Linked DNA regions of Homo sapiens: region 2 is linked to region 1. The links are chromatin loops, found by intact Hi-C in ENCODE. Cell type or tissue: endothelial cell of umbilical vein. All regions are shown on one strand. Each heading gives the region's core, and the rest is flanking DNA. Links, peaks and the distances in the headings are about the cores only. Region 1 overlaps DGKA (diacylglycerol kinase alpha). Region 2 overlaps ORMDL2 (ORMDL sphingolipid biosynthesis regulator 2).

Region 1 (2,907 bases), core at 219-2,718:
GGGCCAGAGAGCTCGGAGGATGGGATACCCAGTGACCCTAGGGAAGGAAATATTCTGAATTCTGGCCTCTTGGGGATCTCTAGCCCTCCTCTCCCAATCTGCACTCTTTCCTGCACTCTCCTAACATATACAGATACACAGACCCACGAAAACACTGTGATACAGTCCCTAACCTGTGCTCACCCTATCTCAGGACCATCCTTTAGGAGGTTGAACACCTGTCGAGGGTTTAATATATACTGGAACTTCCAGAGCACCCTGTGTGTGGGAAAAAGAAAAGTTCATGGCAGGCGCGGGGGTTGGGGGTGATCTTCTGAACCTCACCCTCTTTGTGTGTTCCTCAAGGTATGCCCCTCCAGACACACACATCCCCTTCCACCTTCTAAGTGTTGCAGGCAGGCCCTGCCTCTCATCTTAGAAGACCCAATATATTTCTCCTCACCTTTGCCCCTGCTTCCCGCCACTCTTAGGATTGACAAAGACGAGAAGTGGGTGGGTGTTAGGAACAGGGTCAATCTGCATTGGGGGAAGAAAATAAGGACAAAGAAAGCAGGATTTTGTCAGAGTTAAGGTGGGCCCAGGAGACAGGGGCAGAGGGCTAGCATTCCACCAAGATATTTCCCCCCTCCCTCCTGTTTCCCTCCCCTTCCCTCCCCTACCATGGTGGAGTTTCTGGAGAGTGAGCATCAACCGCTCCCCACCAGGCTCTCCCACTTCATTCCCACCCATGAGGGCTCCAGTGAAAAACCTGCCCCCATCATGAAGCCCAAGACTCTCAGCCCTGTACCCGCAGAGCCTCAGAGGTGCTCAAATTTAAATCATCCATGGTCTTCTGGCTTGTTTTGCTATTTTTACGATCCGGTCCAGAGGCCTGGGAGGGGAAGAAAGTAGAGGGAAGAAAAGCTGTATTGTGCATGAATCCCTAAATAGAGGGGTCTGACTTGAATCCTAAAAGTATGAGCTCTCTATTCTAAATGCCACTCTGTGCGTGTGGGAAATCGGGGAGGCACTCCTGTCCCCTCCCCGCTGCTGCCGAGGGTCTCACCAGGACACTGGGATAGATGGAAGATGGAGGCAGGATGTGATCCCGGAGCAGCCCACAGTCACACTCATGGCCCACCGCTTGCAGGCAGTCATCGTGGATCTGAAAGACGAGGTGGGCACAGAGAGATCACGAAGGTAACCCTGTCTCCTCTCAACCTGGCAGTCTGGGCTGGAAAGAGCCCTTGGGAGCAGGGGCAACTGTGCCTGTAAAGGAGGTGTGGCCGGAGGCCCGTGGAGAAGGCAGCTCTGCGGGGTAAGACGCACCCAGAAGGGATGGCTCCCAAACTGACCTCTAGGTGGCACCATACACAATGCAGCCCGGTCAGACTGTGGTAGATCCGGATCTTTTTCTGACAGCGGTCGCAGCGCCCGGACTCACAGCCTCCTCGCACCCACACATGTGATTGGACCTTGGGGAGAAAGGCAGTTCCTTGTCTGGCAGGGTCTGAGCAGGACCTAGGGGAGGGAGGGGCTGAGGGCAGCAATGGGCCAAGGGCCAGGGCCAGGGCCAGGATGTAGGTGATGTTGGGGGTGGAGGCATGAGATCACTCACACCAATGTCCTTCCGAGACTTGGCATAGGTGCTGACTTCACAAGGCAGGGCTTTCATGGCACACTGGTCGTGAACAGTGTACTTACAGACTGAGGGAGAAGGAAGAAGTTGGGAGGCTTAGCTGAGCCTCTCCCCCTATTTCCTTCTTACCTGAGGGTGAGGCAGGATCAGATATGTGATCCCTTGCTTGAGGGTGTAGCAGAATAAAAGTTCGGGGTGAAGTGCCCACCTCCAAAACCCACGCCTTTTCCTTACTCTTCCTCCTAAAAGATCAGCTGCTACTGCATGCCTGCCCCACACCATCCATGTGCCAGGCAGGAACTGAGCTGGATAATGCTTGGGAGGCCCAGGTCTAACAGCAACAGTAATCATAATAGATATTTTTTATTGCATTTTATAGTATGTGCATGCACCATCTGAAGCACTTTTCTTGCACCAACTTTTTTAATGCTCACAATTACCTCATTTTCAGTTGAGGAAACTAAGGCTTAAAGAAGTGATGTGGCTTTCCCAAGGTCACATAACTAGTCAGTGGCAGAGCCCAGGATTCAAACCTAGGTCTTTTCTAAGTTTACAGCATCAAGCTCCCACAGATAGCTGGGCTGACCCTCTTCCCCTACCTCCCAGCTCCCATTACTCACGGTTACAGCTCAGTCCCTGTTTGCCAAGACCAATGCTTGACTCGCACAGATTGCAGTAGACTGGTCTGGGGAACCTCTTGGGCCTCCACATGTGCTGTCCGTCGTCCTTCAGAGTCTAGGAAGGCACAGTAGATGCTAGGGAGTGTCAAAGCCCTTACAGGGCCAATCCGGGCAAGCATAACCCAAGGCTGTCTTACTCATCCCCCAAAGTCTCTCCTACTCACCATCTCCAGACCCAGCAGCACTAGCAGTGGCACGGTGGTGGCCCCAGCCCGGACCCACTCAGCTTGAGAGACAGAGCCACTGCCATCATAGTCAATCTCTTTCATCATCTCCTGAAGAATCTGAGCACAGAGTGGAAAGGGACTTTCAGTATGAGTGGGTCTTCAGACCCAACACCTCTCCACTGCCTCTTAGGATATCCAGCCCAGCCATCCTAGCCAAGGGAACCAGGTTGCCTGTCAGAGATGAAGTAAGGCAGATGCAGGACTCACCAGGGAAGAAGGTACAAGAAGGGACATGAAGGAAGAGCTGCCTTACCGGCCTCAGCTCAGACACATCCCAATCCAGGTATTCAGCCACTCGCATCATCTGTAGGATAATTTTGTCCACTTCCTGGAGCAAAAAGGGCAAGAGCCACAGCCATATCCCCTTTACTACCACCATCCA
Region 2 (2,907 bases), core at 160-2,659, 120 kb after region 1:
GTTTTGGCTAATTATTTCTCATGTTTATAGAGTGGGCTGGATGCCAGCGTGTAGGTATCTCCCCAGATACCCACAGAGTCCCCTATCACATCTCATTTGGTTCTCGGATTCCAGGCACCAGAGGGCGGCAGAGGTAGGTGGTATTTCTGTCAATAATCTATCCACTATTTCAGTTTTGAATACGGTTTCAGATGACCTGCTTTTTAGGACACCCAGGGGCCTTGTTTTCTAGGAAGTTTGGGAACTGATAAGTATATCTAACTTAGGTAACCATATGACTCTAACATCTCTTGCCTTATTTCTTCTGTTTTACCTCAGAGCCACCCCAGATGCCCCTCCTGCTGATCTTCAGGATTTCTTGAGTCGGATCTTTCAAGTACCCCCAGGGCAGATGCCCAATGGGAACTTCTTTGCAGCTCCTCAGCCTGCCCCTGGAGCCGCTGCAGCCTCTAAGCCCAACAGCACAGTACCCAAGGGAGAAGCCAAACCTAAGCGGCGGAAGAAAGTGAGGAGGCCCTTCCAACGTTGATGCCCCTTCTCTTTCCTCAAATCAATGTCAGGGAGTCAAAAGGGCTGTAGCACAGGATGGAGTTTGATTTATCCCTCCTCCCCCAACACCTAGGAACTGAATCTTTTTCTTTTTATTTTTTGAGATGGAGTCTTGCTCTGTTGCCCAGCTGGAGTGCAGTGGTGTGATCTCAGCTTACTGCAACCTCTGTCTCCCGGGTTCAAGCAATTCTCCCATCTCAGCCTCCTGAGTAGCTGGGATTACAGGCACACACCACCACACCTGGCCCAGCTAATTCTTTTTTGTATTTTTAGTAGAGACGGGGTTTCACCATGTTGCCCAGGCTGGTCTCGAACTCCTGAGCTCAGGTGATCCACCCGTCTTGGCCTCCCAAAGTGCTGGATTACAGGCATAAGCCACTGTGCCCGGCCTGAATCTTGTCTTTTGACAATACCAAAGAAATAGGGGGTAGCTAGAGTAAAGAACCTAGGGCCTGGACCTGGGCTGGACAGTGTATCCCTTTAGGTGTGGGAACTGGGTATTTCCCTGGGGTCTGTATGCCTTTGTCTTGTCATTTGCTTTTAGGGCAGATGACACTTTTTCCCACCCTTTTAAAGCTACAAGTCTATCTTCTTTCTTGACCCATTTCAGGAGGGAGCCCTCTCCTTTATCCTGATATAATATTTAAAAGAGAACAAGAAAGCATGTAGCCCTAATGATAGGAGATTATCGCATAGAGTTCAGAGACTGGAAACTGAATTTTCCCTCGACTTTCACTTTGTGGGTAAATCACCCAATTTTAGGCTCTTTTCTGCAAGGATGGCCAAAATTAATCATTTTTAAAAAGTAGATTCATGCCCACTGCCCTTGGGTGAGGGGGAAGAATACGGGGGTTCCCAGAAGCCCCCATGTGATCCAAGGGTTTGTATTTTTTTTTTAAGTTTGTTCATATTTGTATGTACATGACTATTTAAAGCCAGGGGATTATCTTTCTATAAATGTATAACTGGCAACCTGTATCTTCCCTCTTTGTTGCCCATATAGCCGGAGCCCTTTTTCTCATTTGAGAATCTCTTCCCTACTAAGTGTTAAGCTTAGAGTGAAGGGCACCTCCTACTGGACCAAAGGAGAGGGGATTGGAGAATTGTTTTAAGTTTTATACATTAGGTCAGTATTCCATCTTCCCACCCCCAGCCTTATGAGGACAGCTCTCTACCCATCCTGATTAAACTGCAGCTATAGCTGAAAAAAATTATTGTAAGAAAAATACACAGCAAAACAGAGCTGGAAGGTGGTAAGTGTAAAAGATATGGAAAGATGTAATCACCAAAGAAGCTGCCCAAATGGCTTCCTGCTATGGAGGAGAGTGATTTGGCCCTTACCTCACCTGCCTTCCTGATTCAAAGAAACTTGCCACTAGCAGGACTGGGCCCAGGAGCCCCATTTGCCAATCTCTTCTCTTCTTGGGAGTCTGGGAAAGGTTGTATAGTTCTCAGGCTTTAAAGGTGTAGAAGACAGTATGGAGAATAAGAGAAGGATGTTTTATAGTCCTCTGTTTCAGTGCCTTCCCCATGCCCATGGAGCTGTCCCAAAACCCATCCCTCAGTATTTGTTGATGCCAAAGACACGAACCCCATGGAACTGGGGCAACTTCGGCAGCAGTACACTTAGCAATGAGGCTGTGTTGATGAGGAAGTGCGCAGCATCATACTTGGTATAGAAGCTGGCCAGGAGATAGCTGGGGAGAGAAAAAAATAGGGTGAGTGAGGTTGACCTTCTCTATCCATATTCTTTTTTTTTTTTAAGAGACAGTTCTCACCATGTTTCCCAGGTTGGAGTGCAGTGGCTATTCATAAGTGTGATACGTGCAGTACAACCTCAAACTCCTGGGCTCAAACAATCCTTCTGCCATAGCCTCCCAAGTAGCTGGGACTCCAGGCATGCACCACAGTGCCCTGCTCTTTCTCTTCTATTTTAAATGACCAGTTTTACTGTATATAGTTCTAGATTATCTAAAACTATTCCAGCTATATCAACAGCATTTACTTTGGGGTTCAGGAGATAGCACCCTTAACTGGAGACTGTAAGTCAGTATCTGTTAATTGTTAATGACATGGCAAATGACGGCTCAAGCTATTTCAGTCTGTATGACTGTTACAGTCCTCTTTGCTTCCACTCCCTACAGTGTTTTTGAAGATTAATATCAGTTCTGCCTTTATTTACTTCTTTTGGCAGTGTAAAATCATTTGGTTTTATTTGGCACTTATCTTTTCTCAGTCCCTTCATTTCCTTACTACCAAGGAGGCAGCAAGGAATGCTTGATTACAGTATTGACTGTAATCTACATTTTACTGCTCTCTGTAGGCTTAGAACTAGTATACCATAATATCTTCAAAGGG

What was found. Peaks named below come from ENCODE experiments on the same cell type or tissue, not always from the same donor. Only the 100,000 strongest peaks of a DNase experiment are listed, where the experiment ranks them.
Region 2: a loop joins it to region 1, with 7 times the contacts of the local background. A loop is called at or near these places in 36 of 110 quality-filtered maps.

The regions. Positions count from the first base shown.
Region 1 is chr12:55,938,861-55,941,767 of GRCh38, reverse strand. It overlaps DGKA (diacylglycerol kinase alpha), which reads right to left. Exons shown (of 24, transcript NM_001345.5): 7 at 2,779-2,853; 8 at 2,463-2,582; 9 at 2,239-2,353; 10 at 1,598-1,686; 11 at 1,335-1,454; 12 at 1,046-1,144; 13 at 788-871; 14 at 443-516; 15 at 184-258. Among named protein-coding and RNA genes, the nearest start is that of DGKA, 9.2 kb to the right of the region's middle. RefSeq lists enhancers at 1,118-1,207, 827-1,327, 1,328-1,828. In endothelial cell of umbilical vein, for the core only: a CTCF peak has its summit at 1,336 (motif pointing right); a DNase peak (open chromatin) is centred at 1,337.
Region 2 is chr12:55,819,599-55,822,505 of GRCh38, reverse strand. ORMDL2 (ORMDL sphingolipid biosynthesis regulator 2) reads right to left here. Exons shown (of 4, transcript NM_014182.5): 4 at 627-2,246. The coding sequence ends at 2,111. It overlaps DNAJC14 (DnaJ heat shock protein family (Hsp40) member C14), which reads left to right. Exons shown (of 7, transcript NM_032364.6): 6 at 31-133; 7 at 319-1,521. The coding sequence ends at 529. Among named protein-coding and RNA genes, the nearest start is that of ORMDL2, 3.0 kb to the right of the region's middle. In endothelial cell of umbilical vein, for the core only: a CTCF peak has its summit at 1,644 (motif pointing left); no DNase peak of the experiment used is centred there.